Linked DNA regions of Mus musculus: regions 2 and 3 are each linked to region 1. Evidence: chromatin loops called from intact Hi-C (ENCODE). Cell type or tissue: heart. All regions are shown on one strand.

The links. Hi-C counts contacts between places; a loop is a spot of excess contacts. Peaks named below come from ENCODE experiments on the same cell type or tissue, not always from the same donor. Only the 100,000 strongest peaks of a DNase experiment are listed, where the experiment ranks them.
Region 2: a loop joins it to region 1, with 1.9 times the contacts of the local background. A loop is called at or near these places in 7 of 42 quality-filtered maps.
Region 3: it touches region 1 in a loop (1.9-fold over the local background); 9 of 42 quality-filtered maps call a loop at or near these places.

The regions. Positions count from the first base shown.
Region 1 is chr12:21,206,454-21,214,453 of GRCm38, reverse strand. It overlaps Asap2 (ArfGAP with SH3 domain, ankyrin repeat and PH domain 2), which reads right to left. Exons shown (of 29, transcript NM_001135192.1): 8 at 1,570-1,645; 9 at 1,229-1,306; 10 at 84-92. Among named protein-coding and RNA genes, the nearest start is that of Gm40855, 41 kb to the left of the region's middle. In heart, a CTCF peak has its summit at 3,498 (motif pointing left); no DNase peak of the experiment used is centred here; H3K27ac peaks cover 304 bases.
Region 2 is chr12:21,129,194-21,137,193 of GRCm38, reverse strand. All of the region lies in intron 1 of Asap2 (ArfGAP with SH3 domain, ankyrin repeat and PH domain 2), which reads right to left. Among named protein-coding and RNA genes, the nearest start is that of Asap2, 21 kb to the right of the region's middle. In heart, CTCF peaks have their summits at 3,102 and 4,738; DNase peaks (open chromatin) are centred at 613, 1,073 and 7,563; H3K4me3 peaks cover 826 bases; H3K27ac peaks cover 4,752 bases.
Region 3 is chr12:21,151,726-21,159,725 of GRCm38, reverse strand. The region is part of intron 1 of Asap2 (ArfGAP with SH3 domain, ankyrin repeat and PH domain 2); the gene reads right to left. Among named protein-coding and RNA genes, the nearest start is that of Asap2, 44 kb to the right of the region's middle. In heart, no CTCF peak of the experiment used is centred here; a DNase peak (open chromatin) is centred at 4,425; H3K27ac peaks cover 669 bases.

The DNA of each region.
Region 1 (8,000 bases):
AACCAGCCATTAAGATGTATGAAGAAATAGCTATGAATAAAACATGCAAAACTCTGGAATTTGTGAAAATACTGGGTACTTACTCTCCTAGACTTCGGTCACAAAAGGTAAATGCATTTAGGAGAAAAACAACAAGATTCAGTTACAGTCTGAGAACTATGTTTTGTTAAGTAGTGACTTAAATTTACTGAGAGCTAAGAGGATTTACATTAAATTCTCATCACATCCCAGCACTCAGGGGTTGCGGCAAGAGGATCATTTGAGTCTCTGAGTTCGGGGCTAACCTCAACAATGGACTAGAGACAAAGTTATCCATTATAATAGCCAAACCACATTGTTATCACTTGGTGATGTGTGGGGGACTCAAACATATCACCATACCAAAGGAACGATGGAGAAGAACCAGACGGCTGGTCACTTAAGTGCAACCGTATGGAAAGCTAATTCTTTTCCTCTTTGCAAACGCGTCGTTGTTGTTAGAGTGTGTGCACGTCTATGTGTGAGAGTGGCCAGGCCAGGGCCAGGACAGGTGTCATCAGGACTTGGTTCTCTCCTTCCACGGCAGCATCTGGGAGCTGAACCGGTATTAGGTTTGTGCACCGAGAGCTTTTGCCCTCTGAGCCATTGTATTGGCTCCCTTCCCATCTTTTACTTTTTATTTTTATGTAAGACCTCATTATATAGTTCACCCTGGCCTGGAATTCACTATGCAACACCAGCTGGCCTCAAACTCATGGTGGTCCTCCTGCCTCAGCCTTCTAAGTGCCACTCACTACACCCAACCCAACTCTTCACAGATAGAACACTCTTGGGCTTTAACGGAATCAGTTCTGTTCCCACTCCATAGGCTAGAGAAAGTTCACACAGGGTAAAGTTCACATGGGGAGAGTTCACACAGAGCACAACAGGGAAGCCACAGAGTCCAGGGATAGAACTCAGGGTACACATGAGATAAACGGAACCACCAGAAACTGGCAGAGCAGGAAGGCACCACACCTGGCCACTCAGACCCACAGTGGTTGCTGCTCCTAGAAGTAACTATCTCAAGATAGATATCCTTATAAAAATTCAAACAGCAAGACATTTTAGGGCTGATAGACATGGTCCTGTGAGCCCCTGATAGATACAGATGTCATACTCCTCAGCCCCAAACCTCTAAGGCATTGGCGGTGGCAGTGGGGGGGGGAGGGGGGGAGAACTGTGATCCCTCAATCTTAAATCCCCTCACCTCTTTCTGTTCCACCTGCAATGCTGACTTCAAAATATCTCGAAGTTGTATCAGCTGTCGCCGTTCCTCATCCTGGGCCTGTTTGATCTTTGAAAAGCAAGCAGAGCAGAGAAAAATAAAACCCGGGTGCACCTTAGATGTGGCAGATCGTGGTGTTGCTACACACGAGCGAGCACGCACGCACGCACGCACGCACGCGGCCTGTTCACATCCCTCAGCCCTGCTCCAGAAGCACCAGTCGTTTCCAGACAGCACAGCATGCATACAGGAGGTTATAGGACAGGGCCTGACTGTGCTACCAGCTGAAAGGGTGACTAAACAGCACAGGGGCGCCTACTCACGGTGTGGAGGTCCGTGGAGAGCGTCTCGATGGAAGGCTTGAGGCTTTCTACTGCTTTCAATCCATCCTGGAAAAAACTGGGGGAGGAAAAAAGCAGAGACTGCGTGTCACAAGGGAGAAGAAGGCTGTTAGAGGCAAGACTTATCAAGGGAAGGCGGCTGGACAGGATTTGATTCCTGGAGGGACAGAAACTATCCGGCAAAACCAGAATAAAACGACAAAATTGTAAATGAACAGAAAACGAATTATAAGCCTGAGCATTTGTGACTTTTTTTTTTTTGACCCACATAACAGGAGACCTGATTTTCCAGTTAATAAATGGAAACCAGACTCTCCTGACAGTGGCAGCAAGGGCTTCAAGGCCAAAAAGCCATGGGGTACAGACAAGAGTGTACACTAGAGAATATCCCCAATGGGAAACAATTAAGTGGGAGAGTATAAGAGAGAAACCAGGCAACTTTGACACACCTGGGTGACTGGGCTCCATCGGCACAGTGAAAGAGCATGGTGGGTTTTAAAGGTTAGAAAGCAAAAGGAATCTCCTAATGATAGGGACTGGTGGCTGTCAGGCCACTTAAGACAAAGGCAATGTTGCAAAGTTGCTGGTCTTCAGCACAGCCCGAAGCATGCTGGTCAACCTGGTGGATTCAGGACCTAAGAGACTCACATCTGGGTCTGTGTGCAAGGGCATTTCCAGAGAGGAGGCAAGAAAGACCAATGTGAATATTGGTCAGGATGGATGATTGTTTTGATGTGTTCTTGGATTCGGTCAGCGAGAACTTTATTGAGGATTTTTGCATCGATATTCATAAGGGAAATTGGTCTGAAGTTCTCTATCTTTGTTGGGTCTTTCTGTGGTTTAGGTATCAGAGTAATTGTGGCTTCATAGAAATAGTTGGGTAGAGTACCTTCTACTTCTATTTTGTGGAATAGTTTGTGAAGAACTGGGATTAGATTTTCTTTGAAGGTCTGTTAGAACTCTGCACTAAACCCATCTGGTCCTGGGCTTTTTTTGGTTGGGAGACCATTAATGACTGCTTCTATTTCTTTAGGGGATATAGGACTGTTTAGATCATTAACCTGATCTTGATTTAACTTTGGTACCTGGTATCTGTCTAGAAACTTGTCCATTTCATCCAGGTTCTCCAGTTTTGTTGAGTATAGCCTTTTGTAGAAGGATCTGATGGTGTTATGGATTTCTTCAGGATCTGTTGTTATGTCTCCCTTTTCATTTCTGATTTTGTTAATGAGAATGCTTTCCCTGTGCCCTCTAGTGAGTCTGGCTAAGGGTTTGTCTATCTTGTTGAATTTCTCAAAGAACCAGCTGGGATCCCAGACTGAATAAAAAGGAGGCACCAAGCCAAAGGCCCCACTTCTCTCTTTGCTTTCTGATATGCTGTGACCAGCTACCTCATCTGTTACCATAACCTTCCTTTGGCAGACTACATCTACACACACCGTGAGCCTCCTGCCTTACTCTCTCTTCCTTAACATGCTTTTATAGGCTATTTTATCATAGGAAAAGTAAGTCAGGCACCCTGCTGGGCTGGGGAAACTCAGTTGTTTGATAAGCCTGACACCCAGAACTCAGTCATTCCTGAGAAACATACACAAGAAGGCAGATGTGGTGTGCATTCTAATGCCAGCACTCCTACGGTGAGAAGGAGGTGAAGACAGGAAAACTGGCCAGAAACACATATAGCGGCAGAAAAAGAGACTATGGAAGGAGAGGATGGATTCCCAGAGTGGTCTTCTGACCTCTGGGCCACCCAATGACACACAAGCATCACACACCTACACACACACACATACACACACAAATTTAAAAATAAATGATAAGAATATAGCTGAGGGGGCTGGTGAGATGGCTCAGTGGATGAGAGCACCGACTGCTCTTCCAAAGGTCCTGAGTTCAAATCCCAGCAATCACATGGTGTCTCACAACCACCCATAATGAGATCTGACGCCCTCTTCTGGTGTGTCAGAAGACAACTACACTGTCCTTATATATAATTAATAAATCTTTGGGCTGGAGCAAGCAGGGTTGACTGGAGCAAGCAGAGGTCCTAAAATTCAATTCTCAACAACCACATGAAGGCTCACAACCATCTGTACAACTAAACTACAGTGTACTCACATACATTAAATAAATAAATAAATAAATAAATAAATAAATAAATATCTCTTTAAAAATTATATATGGGCCAAGAAGAAAATGGCCTGGGTCTCACATACAATATTCACATAGGTGATTTTTCCTTTTTCCTTTTAAATTCACCAGTGATCCTGTGAGACTCTTTCATACTGTGTGTCATAAAACAAAGGGGTCATGAAAAAAACATTGTAGCCTGTAACTCAGCTTAGTGATGGATACACACACACATGCATACACACATACATATATTCATATACATGCATATAAACACATGCATACACACATGTATATATATATACACACATGCATACACACATATGCACACACATGCATATACACATGCATGCATGCACACACACACACACACACACACACACACACACAGTGAGCTATGGACACACTGACACCAGGCTGCTAGAGTTCTTACCTCACTCCTTAGACACGCACACGGATGTGAGTATCCGCACACGGATACTGACCATTCTTGGTTTATCTGGTATGTATGTTCTGAACAGACTGTGCTTCTGGATTAGCAACTCAGTCCCTGTGGCAGTGTGTGATCTGTCCAGGTGTTTGTGGTCAGAGTAAGGGCAGAAATGCCAGGTCCCCTGCCTCTCTGGGCCTCCTAAATTGACACAGAAACCTTGAAGAACTATGGAGTTATGGGAACCAGAAACTGGGTTTGCTTCTATTGTGAACTCATGTGATCCCTGTGGCTTAAAGTTTTTCTTTATGTGATGATTTTCTTAGCATTCTGGTAATGTAGCTAGGTCATAGAAGAGGAAGAGACAGAGAATGCAAATACAGGAAAAGTAGAAAACACAACAGCTCCTGAAGGCAGTGGTGCCTGGGGAGGGGACAGGTGCATAGCCCTAGGCACCTCTGGAGCTTGGCAACTCTCCCCAAGGTAGGTGGAGAGAGCAAGCAAGCATGTAGCCAAGGGCTCCGGGACCTGGCTCTCACACATACATGTTTCCTGGAGAGTGCACTCAGAAGAGTGATTAAAAACTTGGGCTAAAAACATAGATCTCATCTTTGTCACAGCCTTGATATACTTACTCGAATCCACCTATAATGCCCACCCCCACCCCTTTCAAAGCTCCCATCTGTCAGTGCGCTCCTTGTGGAGAACGCCAGGCTTGGCCAGCAGCTTCAAAGTACAGAGGCTCAAGGGCTGGCTGCTTTGGTGACCTCCGTGTGTGTCTCTTTGAATCTTTCCCCAAAGCCTATTAGCATTTTCCCTAGTCAAGCATTTTCCTCCAGCCAAAGAGCTTTTATCATCGGCGCTATCAAGTCGGACTTTGTTCTCTGGCCTGTTAGACACTCTCTAGCCGGTTCAACCAGACTTTCAAGACCTGGAAATAGAACTATTTAGATGCAATCTTTGGTCCTCTCCCGTATACCAAGCCTTTCACGATCATACTACCATCACACCTGACAGGTACCTCATCTGCTGAGGATCTAACTGTAGCACACGTCCTTTCCTGGCATGAAAGGAAAGCCCGCCAGAGCTCTGGTTCCCAAGTCTCATCAATGCAATATCTCAAGTCCATCGTGTATAGCTGGCCATGATGGCTCTGAGCAGTAACTACTAACACCCACTTCCACCTCTGAGAGTGACCGCCTCATTTTAGTTACCGTTTCAAAGGCTGCCCTACTTCTAGATTCTATTACAAAACAGCATCCTACCCCTTCAGCTGCTCCAGGGATGCCAATGCTATCTTTACGAGAAATAAAAATCCATGATGCATTCTTCAAAAATACTTCAAAAAGCTGCAACAAAATGTGACAAGCAAAAATGAATTTAAGAAGCAAAATTAAATAAGGTACATGGAGGTTGTCCTAAGAAGATGATACCACACAGAGGCTTCTCATATTCACAGAAGACAGCTGTGGTGAGGAAGCTATGAGGCTCGGGACCCAGATACCCGAGGAGGGAGTGGGAAGGAGTTTATAGCCTGCAGAACGCACATGCGGCCTCAGGTTCACAGGGTCTGAGAGCCAAGCTTTTGGGCTTTGTTGTATCTCCCCAAATATGAATTAGCCAATGTGAAGATGCAGCCCCCACACATGCCCACACACTAGCACTCATCCAAAGAGGAAGCAGGAAGATTCATATTTTAGAAGGTTATTGAGCTCGTGGCCATAAAAGGCCAAGTAATTCACTTTCCACAAGTGGCCCGTTGCTACCCAACTGATAAGTTTGTGCAAAATAAAGAAGAAGAAAAAAAAAAACAAAACGGAAATCTGAGAATAACTTCTTCCTAAAAATAAAAACTCAGCAAGGAAGCGACCCACTTCCTACATAGCCTGGCACTCGGGTTACGGGGAGGACAGAGCAGCCACTCTCTGATGAACCATCATTGCTTTGAGTCGGTCAGGGAAACCACCTTAAAAATTCTAGAAATACCAGGTCCTCTTGACTCTGGGCCAATCTTCCCCAGCACAAGCTTCCCCGATCATAACTGCAGAGAGGCTATGTCACCACAACCATACTAGGTCACCAGAGCCATACAGGGGTGCGCTCACAAGCCCTGCTGCACATATGTGGCTGGTCCACGTAGCAGCTCTGGACATGGGAATGAATGAAGAGCCATCTGGAAGGCACAGCAAGACTGTAGCAGAGGCAAGAGCCCATCAGGGCTGCTGCAGGGACTGAGGCCCAGGAGAAACCAGGGGACTTCTGCTGACATTCAGAAAAGGAACAAGGTATGGGCAGTGACACCAGCCCTAGGCAAAGCCCATCCAGGGCGAGGTAAACAATCTGAGGTGGCAACTTGAGACTCCACACTCTCCACTCCAGCTGTGACCAGTCCAGCCAAGTACTTTATCTCAGCCTACTCTATGGAAGTCCACTGTCCGAGGCTACTCTTTTTTTTTTTTTTTAATGTATAATGTATTTGTTTGGCTTTATGTGTACACGTGTGTACGTGAATGTATGTATATCACATACCTGCAGGAGTCCTCAGAGGTCAGAAGAATTGGGTTCTCCCAAAACTCGAGTTATAGATGGTTGTGAACTGTTATGTAGGCACTAGGAATCCAACCTGAACCCTCTAGAAGAGCAGCCGCATTCTTTGCAGCTGAGCCATCTCTCCAGTCTTCAGAACACTTTGGAAAACATCCAATGCCTACGACCATCTCCCCAACCACATCCCTTTAACTCAGCACCTTGCATAAAGCCTGACACAGCATGAATTCCATCAAAGACTGCTGGGTCAGTGAGTAAAAGAGCCATGGGTGTGCACTTACACCAGTGCTCAGGGGCCTGGGACAGAAAGAGAATCATGTGGAGGCTGACATCCAGAGAACAGAGCTAAGTACCTAGAACATGAAGTATTTCTTTCCTATTGACTTTCCATATCTGGCAGCTTATGAAAGCACTATACTAATAATATAATACAAGTTAACACCATTTCCCTACTCCTTCAAAAACAACACAAACCTCTGAGATCATGTGTCAGATCAAGCAAGTCACCAAGAAAAAATGTATGTGACAATTAAGTCAATTTTTAGATATTGTATACTTTTATTTTTTTACTGAGACACAAGTTTCAAGCTATAAGATGGTCCTTTCAAAGTGACATGATGGTGGGTTTCAGAATATTGACATGGCTGAGCCACCAGCACGATCCCAGAACGTTTCTGTTATCTCCAAAGGCAAGTACACACCCACCAACTGTCAGATCCCATCTCTCTCTTTCCTATGGTAACTGCTAAGCTGCTTTCTGTCTATAAATATGCTTTAACCCCTGACTTGGCAAACGCACAGTCATGCAATGTGGTCTTATGTCTCTAGCTTCCATCCCTCTACAAAGTCAAGGTGTTGTACCCTGAGCACTTCTTCTTTCCTTCTATGGTCATTCATTCATTCATTCATTCATTGACAGGGTCTCATATAGCCCAGGTTGGTCTCTATATAACCAAGGATAATCTTAAACTTCTGTCACTTCTGCCTCTACCTCCTAAGAGCACCTGGACTATGCGTGTGTGCCATCACATTGGTTTATGTAGCGTGGGAAATTAAACCCAAGGCACCACTGTGCCCCCACCATATCCACGCCCCCCCACTCCCACATGCTAGGCAAATACTCTACAAAAACAGCTATATCACCAGTCCCAGCCCGTGATAATTTCTTCCTTTCCTTCTGTTTTCTTTGCAGTTCTGGGGATTGAGCCTGGGCTTCCTTCCACACATGCTAAGCCAAGAGTGATCTATATCTTCAGCCATGCCACGGTCATTTCCAAGTCAATGTTTATTCCCTCAGAGCAATGTT
Region 2 (8,000 bases), 77 kb after region 1:
TCATACACACACACATAGCTACTCAGATCCGCCAAGGTCCTTCTCTCTTCTCCAGTGATCTGGGACCACCCAGCGCAGGGTCTTTGGACCTCAGAATTAACAACACTAAGAACAGTAGTGTTCTCCGTGGCCCAGGCATTCTTGTGCACTATGGGACATTTGGTAGCACCTTTGGCTTCACCCACTAGACGCCAGAAGCACCCCTTGCCCTGAGCACTCAAACATGTCTCCAGACCTTGCCGAGAATCCCTCTGAATCACAGCTGCCCAGACTCAGCAGCACCTCTCTCGTCCCACCACCTACCCCATTCTCGAGGAGACCTACACAGCTTGCCTCTCAACCACTTTCTGCATCTTGAGGCACCTTTGGATTCAAAGCACCTTGCAAAACTGGCTGACTGTTTTCTCAACACCATCCTCACAGCCTATCTGACTACACTGCCACTCAACAGGAGCAACATCTCAGCATCCAGCTACTTCTCAGCCACCAGCACACCATGGCCTCTGCTGTGCCTGAGGCTGCCCCAGCTTTTTCTTCCTCTTACTTCACTGCCTGTCCTCTGCCACAGTGTAAGCCTGCCAAGAGCCTTTGGCTATACAAAAGAGAAGGATTTTGGCATGAGCTACACACCCAGCCTTGGAGACTGGGAGCAACATTCTAGCTTGTGAAATAACAAACAAGGCCGTGAGCAAAATCGGAGCATCCAAAGACAAGGCTGGCATTCTGTGCTCCATGCATAACACTGCCATCCTGCAAGGCCTCCTGGCCTCTCCTCATACATGAGGTTCTGGGAGTGACTGTGTCTCCAGGGACACAGCCCCTCCCTGCTCCATGATACAATCCTGATACCAGGAAGACAGGGCATCTGTGTGGTTCAAAAGGTCATCCCACCCAGCCAGGTTCAAACTCCAGGCACCATCTCTGATTTGATTCAGTGGACATCAGTCACTCTAGCCACACTCAGGTTCCTACTCACAGCCTGAAGGGAAAACTGCAGTGGGTGTGTCAGTGGGTGTGTCGGTTGAGAACAGGAGCTGCACTCCTTGTCTGGGGCCTTGGGGGAGGCTGGGAGAGCCGGCTCCCAGGCTCCTGTCTGCACCACTTATCACTGGCAGTCAACGTGCCCGCTCTGAAATTCCTCTGAACACTTCCCCAAACAGGATATGTTCAATCAGTGAGTCATGAAAAGTGGGATATTTCTAGAAATGCAATGGAAGGAAGGTGTGGGAGCGAATTTCTAAAGAGAATGAACAAAAAGACAATATGGAAAGCTAATCAGGAATTTACAGGGCCGGAAGTGGCCGTTGGCTGGGCCTTTGCAAAGAGCCCCACAGCCTCAGGCTGATCAGCCTGTAAGCTGGACTACCCCAGATGTATCCAACTCAGTAACACAGCCATCTGGTGCTAGGCAGGTCCACCTTTCTGCTCCTCAGTTCCACCAGCCCTGGGACTTGGAATGAGAGTTCCAGCTCCTGGATTCACACTGTGGGCAGAGCCTGCTTTGGAGACTTTGGTCAGGATCTGCGTGTTTCCTCCAGCCCCACAGGTTGGCTTTCCAAGTGTCCCAACAGTTTCTGGCTCCTCATGTAATTTTGAGATACTCTTACCACTCAGCAGGGCTCATGGACCAACTGCTCCTACAGCAATCCTGACTCAGGGCAGCCAAACTACGAATGTCTCCAGTCTTACAGATTCAAAATTCAAACCCAGAGAGATGACAGGTGGGACAGTCAGAGTCAGGACAAAGTGGAACCCAAGACTGAGCTGGCCTGGACCTCCGGCTTTTCAACATCTCTTGGGCACCCTTTCTTCTCTAAACGTGGATGAGATGACAACACACACAGACTGTGTTTAACACTCACTGAGAGGACTGGAGACATGGCTCAGCTCTTCTGAAGGTCCTGAGTTTAAATCCCAGCAACCACATGGTGGCTCACAACCATCCTCTTAACAACTCTGACTTCGTCTTCCGGAGTGTCTGAAGACAGCTACAGTGTACTTACATATAATAAATAAATAAATCTTTAAAAAAACAAACACTCACTGAGCACCGTCACCATGTCAGGTATGCGGTAAGTGCAATATAAGTATTCCTTAAACAAGTAAATGAGGTGTTTCCCCGGGTCACAACAGTGTCAGCAGGTGAAGCCAGCGACTGGAGTTCAAGTCCAGCAGGCTTCAAGGCAGATAGACAGATGCTCTGAGCACTGTTCAGGCTAAGGCAGAACACAAGCTCTGTAGGAAACAGGCCAACTGTACCCTTTCTCTGCATTTTCTTTTAAAACATAGTAATCCCAGCCCACCATACTCATAAGTATTACTAAAGAATGAAATCTGAAGAATTTATAAAAAGCCCCTTCTTTGGGCAGGGGGTGGAGATGGGAGGGGGAGTCACAAACACTAAACAGCTATTGAGCCTATAAAGAAACAAGGAGCGCTTTAGTAAAAAGCCTTTCATCAGCATAACCTACACTGCCGGCTCATTGCCACGAGACAATCGGAAGGGCAGGAGAGCAGGCCGAGAGCACAGGTGGTGCCCCTGCTCATCACTGCTCCACAGAATCTTCAAAGCCCTAGCATAATACAGGTCTCCATTATAGCTGCAGATCCCTATCAGAAGCTACCGCCAGAGTTAACCTCCCAGTCCTCCCGAACAATGACTGATGAATCAGACCCTTTCAAAGCCCTATCTCTCAATCTCCTAACACAGAGCAAACTTGGTCCCACTGAGTGAAAGAAACCCGGAACACAGACTGGCAGCTTCTTCCCCACCCTCACGGGCAGCCATTCGGAGCTCTGCTAGCCGTGGATCTGGAATAAACAGCAGCTGGGAGTGTTTAACCTGGAATTTCTTCCTCCCTGCTCCTCCCACACAGGGTGAAACTGGCTCAAACAGCCTCTTGCTTTTTTTTTTTTTTTTTTCCTGGAACTCTCTTTGTAGACCAGGTTGGCCTCAAACTCACAGAGTTCTGACTGCGTCTTCCTCCAGTGCACTGGGTTTAAAAGGCGTGCGTCACCACACCCAGCTCCAAATTCAACCTTTAAACTGCAAGCTTTCCTAGAACCAGTAACTCCACAACTCCCAGGAAGGGGGCGCCACCCCCTGCCACCTACGCTGGATTTGCTGATTACTTTTAAGTGTTTACAAATACTTTCTTGTCTCTTGTTGGTTTCTGATCAGAATCCCTCCTGTGAGCTCCCGGGGTGCTGGAATTACAAGGGTGAGCCACCAACACCAAATCACAAATATTTCTTAACCACGTGTGATGTCCCGGGCACAATTCAGGGTGCTGAGAGCTCTCAGGTCCTTGTCCCCATAAGATTTATGATTTAATAAGGTAAAGGGAGACAAGAATATACAAGTTTTTTTCTGGCTGAAGCCAGTGACCTCCTTCTGGTGAATGGGCTGAAGGTCTATCTTAGATGACCAGGAAAGAGAAAGCAGATGGGTTTTAGAAGAGATGGGGCCAGACTCGGGTTCTAACTAAAAAGGTCAAGTTCTGAACTCCAGCGGAGACAGAAGCTATTGAATAGTCTGGCTGATAATGGCAGGGCTGTGAGCTGGGCTGCAGGAAGAGAAAGGGGGTCCAGGTCAAGGAAAATTAAAGCAGCAGAGTAATTTACAGACTAGGAGATACAGCAGGAGGCCAGAAGTGCTGGCTACAGATGTCACTTCCAGAAAGGGCAGTAATGGCTAGGGCTGAGGGAAGAAAGAATCCCTCACCTACTGCAGGAAGGGCACCTGACCCTCAAGGGCAGCAGGGGAAAAGCCCCTAGGAAGGCACATCTCCAGCGAGAAGAGGAGACAGATCCACCAACCAGCAGCATAAGTGTGGAGATAGAGTGTGGATGCCAGAGACACCCAAACACCGGACAGGCCCAAGGAGAAGCTGGGATCAAGGCAGTGAGTGAGGCCTAGCTGGGCAGGAGCCAGGCTCTGACCTGGAGCTGTGGAGGAGGTGGGAGCTGCACATCACAGTGACAGGTGTTCCCTGGCATCTTGCTAAGAAAACCACATGGTGACCAGGCCCAGCCCCTGCCACACCAGGTGCATGTCGAGAAGTGGCCTGACATTAAGGGCTACAGCAGACTCCTCTTGGTCAAGGTCAGAGAAGGCAGAGGCAGAAACCCCCTCCGAGAACCTGAAGGACACTGTCACCTGTGGCCTGGAAGAGAAGTGGTCGTTTTTTTGGCAGGGGGTTCTTGGCAGCAGACAGAAATGAGCAATGTTGCCTTCCCTTCCTTTCCGGTCTGTTGGTGGGAAGAGGAAATTCCTCCTGCACATTTGGGCACGGGAAGAAAAGGAAAGGAAGTGGTTCAAGGAAAGTCACCAACTGAGAACCGCAAACCAGCCATCTCCACTCCGGGAGGGAGAGATTCGGCTGCCAGGAAGCAAGCTGGTCCATCATCAACCGAGGAGTAAGCCAAAGACATCCCCCCTGCCACGGGACCCCGCCCCCACGCTTTCAGTGAGACAGTAAACACTGCACCTGGCTTTGCTGCCATTGTGGACACTGCTGCCGTCCTCGTCCTCAATGCCCTTGCCAGAACCCCCCTGATTAGAAAGGCAGGCATCTTCCTGGCAGCCTTTGCTTCAGAGAAAATTAAGCTTCTCTTCCTTCCTGATGTATGCAGGTAGCTCAGAAGATGCAAACACTATATTTAGCATCTCCACTCCCTGCAGCAGCAGCAGCAGCAGCAGAGCCCTGATAACATGTGGACACAGTTCTCTCCCTCTGGCGCTCCCTGAGGAGACTGGTCTCCCAGTCACCACTTGCGGAACAGCTGTGGGCTTTCCTTCTAGGGAGAAAGAGCTTAGAGTTCTGCAGGTTCCAACTCCACCCCAGGTCCCGAGCTCAGCCGGGAGTTCCTGCCATGTTTCTATAAGGTAAACACGCCAGCCATGTTGGTGCTGGTCTATGACAGTCTGCACACATCCCCATCACTGGTCCTTTGGATTGCCTGCCAGACCCTGTCCATTCCCACAGGTTGTTATGATGAATGTCTTGTTGTCATAGCAACTACCCCTGTGGTCTGTCATCGTCAGTTTCTGTGTCTGTTTCTTCTGAAAGTGACCTCACAGAAATCCTGGCCTCTACTCACATTGGTAAATGGTCTCATACCTGGAGAGGACAGACAGGCTGTCAATGAAGGACTAGGAGACAAACGTGACAATCCCTTTTGCAAGAATTATGAAGTTAGTCTCAGCCAGCAAAGTCTAGGACCCCTCCTTGCTGCTGCCACCAAAACCATCTCTTCTCCAATACACAGCCTTGGGCATTGTAACATGTCCCTTCCTAGAAATTGGTATACTCCATATGTGGCCTCCAGTGGTTTTATGTGCAGGTGACTCAGGACTACCTAACATGCTTATCATCTTTGCTGGCCCAGAAACACAGCTTCAGGCTTCTACAGGACACCAGCCATTTCCCAGCCAGCAATGCTATTCCACCTTGCGCTATATGCTTCAGACTCCGCTGTGCCCAGCTTAGTAAGGGGTTGGGTGTACATGCTCAGACAATAGAGCTCTCAGGGAGTGTGAGCAGTAGAGGTGAGGCCAATGCTTGCCCTATGGAGGCCACCAAGTACTGTCTTGGCCCAGTGACCAGTCCCCAGAGCAAGAGCAAAGCACAGCCTAGAAGCCACTAGGCAGAATGGAACCCTCCAGCACACACTGCCTTGCCCACAACCTATCTCCAAATCTGCTGGGTTCTGTCTCTGACCATGAATTGATGAGGGTGGGCGGGGCACATGGCCTTCCTCACATAGTGCTGCCTTCCCTTCTCTGCACCACACCCCTACTCTTTCTGCAGGGTTCCTATGTCCTGTGAAGACCATCTGAGCGGTCTGAGGGCAGCCTAGCACCACTCAATAGAGACGCTGAACCAACTCCACAGCCACAGTGTCTCTGAAAGCAGCCTCCGAGCTGCAGAAATATCACAAAAATTCCACAAGAAACAGGACTCCCAACACACCTGAACACTGAGGTGGAAAAAGCTGAAATTTCATTGCTGTTGCATAATGTCACTATCAACTAAGCAGCATAACTTTGCATATATTCAGTACCAACAGAAAGAATTTACATTGGAGTGGCCCAGGGCATGCATTTATGTATACATATATGTTTATATATGCGCGTGTACACACGCGCACACACACACACACACACAAATGCTGTTGCCTGAGTCTGAAAAGTTCAGGATCCCAAGGGCAGTACTGTTCTCACCTCTGTGACAGTCAGAGAGGAAAAGACCATTTCGTCTACCTCACACAGGAAGGGTGCTGCCACCCTGTGCAAAGCGATGCAGATATTCCCGCTACCTGCCCCGAGTAGACTCACTCCCCCATCAACCACCCAACTCACCCCTGTCCTCAGACAGGGCAGAGACCAAGTATGAGAACATAGTACAAACAGGTGAGGATGTGAAAGAGTGGTGGAGGGCATCACACTAGCCTCAAAGCCTGGGCACCACTTAGCTCTTATCCCGAATCCCTTTCTCTTCTCAAGAACAACACTGAGTGAGTGGGCAGGAAGCAAAGACAGAAATACACATTGAATGGGAATGAATGCCCACTATGACAGATGACATGAGCATATTGTTAACGCTGAAGGAGGAGAAGGAGGACTCTCGAGATGCTCCGTTCCTGTGGGAAACAAGTCGAGATTAGGACTTCCTTGGGGTTGTGTGGCTAAGCAGGACTCCTTATCAAATACACAACATGCACTGCCCCGCTCATAACGCGTAAGGTCTGCTCTCCGCAGTCTACAGCAATTATCTGGGTATTATGAATAAGCAGCACCTCTTCCCAGAGCAGCTAATACAGCCGGGATTAATAGTAACCAGCACTAACCATCAGTGCACACACTGCACATGAAATCCCTTCTCAGAGCCTGGACAGAGATGTGCACAGGAGGAGGGTCTGGGCGCCCACATAGTGACGTGGTAGTAACACTTTTGTGATTTTTGTTCTTGTTGTTTTTATGCTTTCAGGGCTTTTTGCTTTGTTGTTTTGCTCTGTGGAATAGGCTGGCCTGAAATTCATGGTGATGCTCATCAGTCTCCTGTATTACCTCTCAGAGAACTTTGTAATTACAGGTATGCAAGGGCACGTGCGCGCGCGCGCGCGTGCGTGTGCGTGTGTGTGTGTGTGTGTGTGAATGTGCACTTGCCAATTCTACAAAGTCATTACTGAGGACTCTCGGACACTCAGCTGGTTCTAGAAAACAAGACGGTCATTCACTCGACAAGACCCACTATAAGGTTCCAGTTCCAGACTCTGGGACAACTCTGACTCCATATCTTACTTTATGAATCATTAAAGACCATCAGGGGGCATCTAGTTGTCTGCAAAGCTTGCAAAAGGTCTATTCTATCCAAACAGTGTTTTGAAAATAACCGAGTCAAAGTAAAAGCGAGAGCTTATTTTACAAAGAAAAGAAAAATGAACTCGCACAGTCAGGAATCTGCGACTGGTTTCAGGAACTGAGAACAAATGCAGGAAGCGGGCTAGTGTGAGTGATGTGGGTACTGTTCTGTAGGAGGACAGCCACTGAGGGAGGGCCGACAATGCTCACGTGGGCAGCATTACTGGACATGGTGGCATTTCCCCCTTACATCTATCCTTACAGCTGGGGGCTGATGGGAACAACAGGGGTCACACACCCTAAAAATGCAGGCTACTGGACATGGAAGCTGCTCAGATACAGGAAGACTGGGGATGCTGGGAGGAAAATTAGGGGATCCAGAATCACTTGAGGATGTGGTCAGAGCATCACTCCTCCGTCCTAGCTGACATGCATCACTCTCCCCTTGCTCAGTTGACCACAATCCTGTCTCAGCTCCCCTGGCAAACCTAGGTGGGGAACCCTAATCCCCACACAGCAGGAAGGTGGGGCTGGTTTAAGACACCTCTGCTAACACTCTTCAGTATCCAAGGGCTGCTTTTCCCTGGTGAGAGCCGGGGCAGCCCACACCTACCAGTGATGCTAAAGACAGTCT
Region 3 (8,000 bases), 55 kb after region 1:
GAGTACAGTGCTGAGGCAGGAGATGAACCATAGCAGGAGAAGAACCACACACAGACCAGAGGACATCATCCCAGGATATGCCCAGCCATTACTGAAGGCACAGAGAAGGTCAAGAGAGAACGGCACAGCAGGCAGAGACAGACACAGAGGCTGGGAAGGCGACCGACTGTTAGCTGGCAGCTGAGGTCAGCTTCTGTATCTTCCCAGGCCTAGAAGACAATGGGATCCTGGGCCAGACTGATTTCCCGAGGAAACTAGGCTCAAGCAAGCCACATAAGCAGGGAGGGAGTTGGTCTCCCACCTCCCCTCCACCGAGTCTTCAAAACTGAGAGTTCTTTGTTTCCTGAGGTGACGGGTCTGACTGAGAACACCTTCACACATAGCACATACCATAGCTCTAACTACTACTCTATCATCCCGTCCAGCTTGTTAGGTCCCACGGATGCCTTCCTGTTCTCCACAAGCTGTCATATTTGTGTTTTATGTGTTCTTTCAGAGGAACACCGTGTAACTGTCACCAGAAGTTTAAAGCAATATGCATATACTAACAGTGGAGCAAAGCAGTACTGGGTGTCTTTGGAGAAGAGACTATTCCAGGCAGCACTGAAGACATGCTCAAGAGACACTTGTCCTCCATCTTGACTATCAAAACTATTAAGACAATGGACCCCAAGGAAATGGGAATTCTCCAGGAATCCGTGGTCTCTGAAGAGCAGTCACTAGCTTCCTAAGCTGAGAATAGCAAGGCCTGCATCCTCAGCTAGGGTCAAAAGTTAGTGTTCCACATGTAGCTGGTACAGCAGTGGACACACCACCCTGGTGTCTACCGCTTCTTAGAGGGGCACAAGCTTAACCATGCCAATTAAGGTAACTGTTAAGGACAGACATTCCACCTAGGGCTGTCCTAATCATCAGGATAAATTCTTCTCAGAGGAAAAAAGTCTCCAAAACTAACGCCCACGGGAACATGGCAGAAGAAGGGGTGCAGGGTGCGTCAAGGGACAAATTTGGTAAAACACTTGCTTTCTGGATATAATGCAGCCATTGCACCCTGGGCAGTGCCATTCTATTTATATGCACAAGATCCAGCCTAACAGATACTGAGTAATATTACATCAGGCAGCACTAAGTGGCCTTAGTAGATGATGGTGATGATGATGATGAAGAAGAAGAAGAAGAAGAAGAAGAAGAAGAAGAAGAAGAAGAAGAAGAAGAAGAAGAAGAGGAGGAGGAAGAGGAGGAGGAGGGGAAGGAGGGGGAGGAGAAATGGGGAAGCTAGGAGGAAAAAGAAGACACAATGAAGACAAGAAGGTGGAAGTGTCAGGATGTAGGTGAGAGGGAGGAATGAGAGAAACAAGCAAGATATACTGTGTGCACATATGAAATGTCAAAGAATAAATTAATAACAAATAAATAATAACAAACCTTCCAGGTCAGCTCACCCCAACTTGCTGACCATTGCCTTGCCTCATAAGAAGCAACAGCAAGGTTTTTTTTTTTTTCCTCATGTGTATTTAGGTTTACAGAACATTTCCCGGCATTTCCTGCAGGATCCCCATAAGGGCAACAAGGGGTGCCCTGAGCCACCCTGGTAGAAGGGAGGTCCCTTGTCCTCTTAGCTTTAATATTTAGGGTTAAATGAGTAAAATACAAAGTGCAGGGATGAGGAGAAGTGATCACCAGGAACCCACAAAACCCTCCTCCCCCAAGTCAGAGACTCTATGTTGGGGTACTTGACTACGAGATAAGATTCCTAGCAAGCTCTTCCCTGTGCGAGGGGATCCAGCCAAGTCTGGGCTTCACCATTGGCTCTCCCTCTACAGTCCTCACAGTGTCAAAGTCAGGGGCAGAACCGGTGATGCCCCACCCACACCTACCCTGTCCTCTAAGCCATTCCAGTGAACCATACAGCTACCCCACCACCCAGGTACTCTGAGCATCAGGGGAACACACTAAATATAACTACCACAGAACGTGTATACTCTTAACAAGACAGTTAGGGGCTTAACTTCAAGTACTATACAGCAACTGATACTGGCACTCCATCCTATTAGGCAATTCTTAGGTCAGCCTGCAAAATCTTCATTCATTTTCCCAACTCAAAGCAGAAGAAAATGACCCAAATACTTTAAGAGACTCACCCCAGACTGTTTATTTGGCTTTTAACGTATCAAAGGGTTTAGAGAACAACAGCTAATTTGGGAAAGGCAAGGGCTAGTTCTCAGAGCTGTGTCCCTACTGTGTGTCCAAGACAGAGCCAGGAGGCCACAGGCAGCCCCCACAGCCCCCACCCTCACCTCTCTTTTGCGGCTGTGCCTGAGGGAAATAATACCTTCTCAACCTCCTCCCGAGCCCCCCATGCCTCCTTTAAACTCCCCCCACTAGCCAGGCAGTGGTGGAGCAAGCCTTTGATCCCAGTACTTGGAGGAGTCAAGACTTGCCTGTGTCTGAAATATAACATCTACTACTGAACTTTTCAAGGGAGAAGATTATAGATCACTGCTACCTTTGGTAGTTTTCTTGGACTTTGGCTTCTGAGTTGCTGTTTCCCACCCCATGGACCTGGCCCTTTTGCCCTGTGGTAGAAGAAGCAAGAACAGCCAGAACGTGGATGGTAGAGAAAGCTGAGGAAGCTAAGGAGGATGTCACAGGCTGGCTGCTGCCCCCATCCCCGAGCTGTCTGCCACAGCAATCATTTTTTTCAAAGATCCCTTTGAAAGTGCTGAATGGTCGTGAACCCTCTCGAATTTCTCCCACACTGGGGCTGGTCTGTCCTTCCCCTATGCCTTCTTCTGGGGCCCCTGGAGAGACCTGCCTAGATCTAAATGGAGCAGAATATGAGTCCTCAGGTGCTCGGGTAGCATCAGAGAAACACCTAAAATACAAGCAGCATGGAGGATGTTGGGTTTAGCAACACAACTGGGGGCGCAACTCCAAGGACCATACAGTAGCTGACAGTGAGCACTGGCCTGACCCCTTCCACAGCTTCCACCCTACATCTGCCATATCCACGCACTAATCTTGTGTTGCTCTGTAATCCATGTAGTGCAGTTATTACTGTAATGGAAAGACAGACTGAGGGAGGGCCGAGGATGCACAGAAACCACCAGGGCATCCTTCCTGCTCCAAGCAATTTGTTCTCTTCATCGACCCAGACTTCCTGCGAGAGCCACTGGTACTTCCATTCCTACATCTCCACATGACAATTATTTAATCTCCTGACCACACTCACCATATTCCTAAAATAGGACAGCAGCATCTGCTTGAAATGGAATTGCTGGAGAGCGACAACGTGTCCTGATTAAGACAAGGACCACCCCACCCTGCCCCATCCCTGAAAACAAAGCAAAGCAGCAAGGCTACTGGACAGTGGTTGGTTAAAAGGGAGGTGAGCCTACCTAGGCCCGTGTTGTATAATTAGGATCCCCTGGGGAAGGGTATAGGTGGACACCAAGGGACGATTCCTAGATATAAACCTAGGACTCATATTCTGGTCCATTTAGCTCTGGGACAATACAAGTCCCTCCATGGTCATCATAAGAAGTTATAAGATAAAGACAGAATGGTCCAGCCCCCGGCTACTCAAAACAAAGCCTGCTTCACTGTTGGGTCTCAAATGCTTTCAGGTGATGAGACAGTGCTGCTAAAACAGTCAAAGACCACATTCCACCATCCTACACCAGAGGGGAGCCACACTGGTGGCACACATCCAACCTTAGCCTGGTCACCAGCAAGGGGCCTGAGAGCCACAGGAAGCAAGGTGTGGGCAGAGCTTAGGGCAGAGCTTAGGGGCCCCAAGAGATGCAGAAGCTCCTGTTAACTGTTTTCTTAAGATTTATTTCCAGATGCTGGCAACACACGCCTTGAATTCCAGCGCTTGGGAGGTAGAGGCAGGTGGAACTTTGTGAGTCTGGGGCCAGCCTGGGCTACAAAATGAATTCCAGGACAGCCAGGACTACAAAGAGAAACCCTATCTCGAAAAACAAAACAAAAAAAAAAAGATTTACTTTTTGATTATGTATATGAGTGTTTTGCCTGCATGTATTTCTATGCACTTCATGTACAACCACCTATAGAGAACAGGAGAGTCAGATCATCTGTGAGACAGTTGTGAGCGGCCAGGGGGGTACTGAGAACCAAACCCTTGACCTCTATAAGAGCAACAAATGTTTTGAATAGCTGAGCCATCTCTCTAGTCACCTGTTCATTTATTTTTTTATTGACGCTTTTGACCAAAGCCACCAAGCCTTCAGATAACACCCCCACCCCCACCCCTAAGTTCGCAGCACAGAGGATGAGTGGGGGCCATACACAGAAGAGAAATGTGGCCAAAGCTAGGTGAGTAGGAGCCGGATGCAGCAGGAAAGCAGGCAAGCAGGATCGGGATGAGGTAAGGCTGGGCTGGGTCCCTGTCACTGAGAAAGGGACAGGAAGTGCAGCAAAGGGCAGAGGCAGCTCCTGGCTGTACTGCAAGGGTCAGCAGCAGGGAAGTTTATTTTCCTCACTGGAGGAAGCCAGTCCCTCCTCAAGGAAGGGCTCTGGCCAATAGTTATCCTGCCTTTTTGTTTTCAGTCCAGAGGAAGAAAAAAAAAAAAAAAGCCTGGAAATCGCAGGGAAAAGGGAAAGTGAGAAGCCTTGGCTGAGCCATCTACACACAAAATGGCACAACCAGACTCCCTCGTGCCCACAGGAACATCTGTGAAAACTGATGACAGAGAAAAGGGCCTAGGGTCCCTGACAGGCTACAGGACACAATGCCTGCCCACCTCATGCATTGCAAGCACCATCCCAAAGCATGGGCCCCATGGTCAATACAAACTCAAGGACAGGCAAACCCCAGCTCACAGTGAGACGCACAATGAACAATGATGTACCAACTCCAAAGGCCAAATGCATGGAGGATAAACACAATGAGCTGGGTCTTCTTTGATGGGCTTACAGGAGAGCGGGCGAGGAACCAACACGGAAGAATAGACAGACAGACAGACACGGGTTAAAGTATTTCTCAAACCAGTATGCTGCCAGTTGTAAAACCAGAACTCACTCCACCTCAGGCAACATGAGAGAGAGCTTTGATGCCTTCAAGACAGACAACTTGGGCTGGCTGGATAGCTCAGTGAGTAAAGGCACCTGCAATCAGTCAGAATTCAACGCCCAGAACCCATACGGTAGACAGAGAGAACTGACTCCCTAAGTTTTCCTTTGACCTGCACATATACATTGTGATGCGCACATGGAGGAAATATTAAAATTATGTTCAAATAGTTGATGGAATGAGTTGTTTTTCCTGGAGGGGGGGAGAGCTTTTTCAAAAAAAAAATCACTGAGTAGTTATTACTTCCATAAACAAGGGACTGCAGAACTAAAGTCAATACTAGCAGAAAGCACTTTTTAAAACTAGAACACTTGCTGCATTTCCCTGGCTTGGATAGACAGAATGTCTATGGGAGTTCCACTTGCCTGAAGGTCAGGGCCCCAGCACCTACAGCACACGGTGAGTGGCAGCAACCTTCTGTCTGCAGGTCACTTGCAATACAGAGGGCTTTGACGTGACAGCTGGGGCAGTGGCTAACACAGTCATATGAGGCTCAGACATACCTTGCCTTTCCTAAGACCACAGAGGTGAGGATAAGCTACAGTGGCTCTCTGCATTCTTCTTTCTCGTCCCCATACTCTGTCATATCCTCTCAGCCTGTTCTTATATAGTGCTGTTTCCTTAGTTTGTCCACAGAAAACTGCTGTTAAAATGTCCGGGAACAACGAACCGTGAAAAACAAAAAAGAAAGAAAAGAGGTGCTTAATTTGGGGGTTACTGCGGTTACTCTGTAACGCTCACTGGGTAGACAAGCTGCTCTTATCAAGGCCTGAGGTTACTGTGAAAGAGACCTTGCTTTCAGAAACATAAGACTTCCTGGGGCCATCGAATCTTGTAACAGAACAGTGGAAGACAAAGGCTCATCTCCCAGGGAGGGAGTGGGGTCTCTTCCCTGATGGGCGCATGCTTGGGGAATGTGGCATGCATAGAGCACACAGAACTGAACTTAGTTCCTAACACTGCTGTGACTGACTCTTAAGGAGAGAGATGACAGCACAGTGACATCCTGGGAAAGTGACAAGTTGTTAACAGGCAAGCAGGTTTCGTGAATGGAATCAGGGAGGCTGTGCCAGCCCCTCCCAGCACATGGCTCCTATCGAAGCTGGAAATGGATGGGGGATAAGGAGGCCGGCATTTTCTCAAACCGCTTTCTTTTTCTACAGTGGGTTGAGGCACCCTTGCTAGAATACAGATTGTTAAATGTATGGCATCCTGTCCTCCAAGATGCCTTGGTGAGAACACAGAGCTGTTGCCATTTGACGGGAACTGGCAGCAGTGATGCTGGTGGCCTACACCATGCTTTCGTCAGTCTCCGAGTTACATAAGATAGAGATGAGACGGATTTGTACAAATAAACAGAAACAGATGGGCTTAGACATCCTTTGTTGAAAAGAAGAAATGTTCTGAAATAGTACAAAATTTTTTTCAACTTTATCTGTGAGTGGCATGTAGCATGTCCCTGCAGTCCTTATAGTCAATGTACTATGCAAGACATATCTATAAGTCCCTACTGGACAGAGCTATGGGCCTACATATATATACACATACATATAGTTAGTTATACAGTTATATTGTATGTATTATAACAGGTTATATTATATATATATATATAATATATATTATATATATTATAACTTCTCTGTGTACTGCTGTCTGCTGCACTACCACCCACCCACACACACACACACACACACACACACACACACACACACACTTCACAGTTAACATCTTGGAAATCACCAAGATGCTAATTTTTTGTCTTCACCATCCCAGGACCATGCATGCAGTTGGCCCTCAATAAACAATGAATTAATTGGGCTGGTAGGATAATTTGTCTTTGCAGGGGACCCTAGGATGGCTCTACTCCCAAATTTCTATGAAGGGTCAGCAACTATGAATATGTCATTGATTAGGATGACTACAGTTGCGTGGGGACTGTTCCCCAACTTCGTGTCTACACAGCGTCTTCATTAAGACAGCAGAGCTGTGTAAACTGAAGCAATTCCAATCTTCCTAAGTCCCCCAACACCCGCTGTGTGCCAACAGGCATGCAAATAAATCCAGTGGCCTCACACCCCTCCACCTATAGCTTATGGGGAGTTTAGAATACTTATGTAGTAGCCCCTAATGCCTGGGGAAGCATGCCTTAGCATGCAAATCTTTTTTTTAATGTATTATTGTTGTTATTTACATTATGAGTATGTATCTACGTGTATGTGCATGTGAGCCTGCAGGTGTCTTTGGAGGCTAGAGGCATCAGATCAGAGCTTAAGTTACAGGCGGTTGTAAGCCACCCAGTGAGGGTGCTTGGGACAGAACTCAAGTCCTCTGCAAGAGCAGTACTTGCTTGCTCTTAACTGCTGAGCCATCTCTCCAGTGCCTGAATATAAATTTGAAGAGTTTTTAGCAACTATTAGAGATATTATAGGTTTTAAAAAGTTGTAGACATGTTATAGAATCTCTCAGGAACCTCTGAGGAATCTCAGGCCTCATTAGTCCTAACTAAATTACCTTCATGATCTTGGGCAAGCCGTTGCACACCAATGAACAAAAAAATCTGACTCTGTGTTCTCTAACCAGCTGCCACACCCACAGTGATGCGCACAGACAAGAGAACTACCTCTCTGGGTCAAGAGTTTCTTTTAGAATGCCAGAAGAGTTTAATTTCTTTCCTTTATTTTGATTGTTTATGTGTGTGGGTGTTCGGCCTGCATGCATGTCTGTGCACATATACAGTGCCTGCAGAGACCAGAGCAGCGTGTCAGGTGTTCTGAAAGTGGAATTACAGTTGTGAGAGATTATGTGGGATCCAGGAATTAAACCCAAGTCCTCTGGAAGAACAGCAAGTGCTTTTCACTGTTGAGCCATGCCTGCAACACCCCCACCCCCAAATTTTTTTCAAATA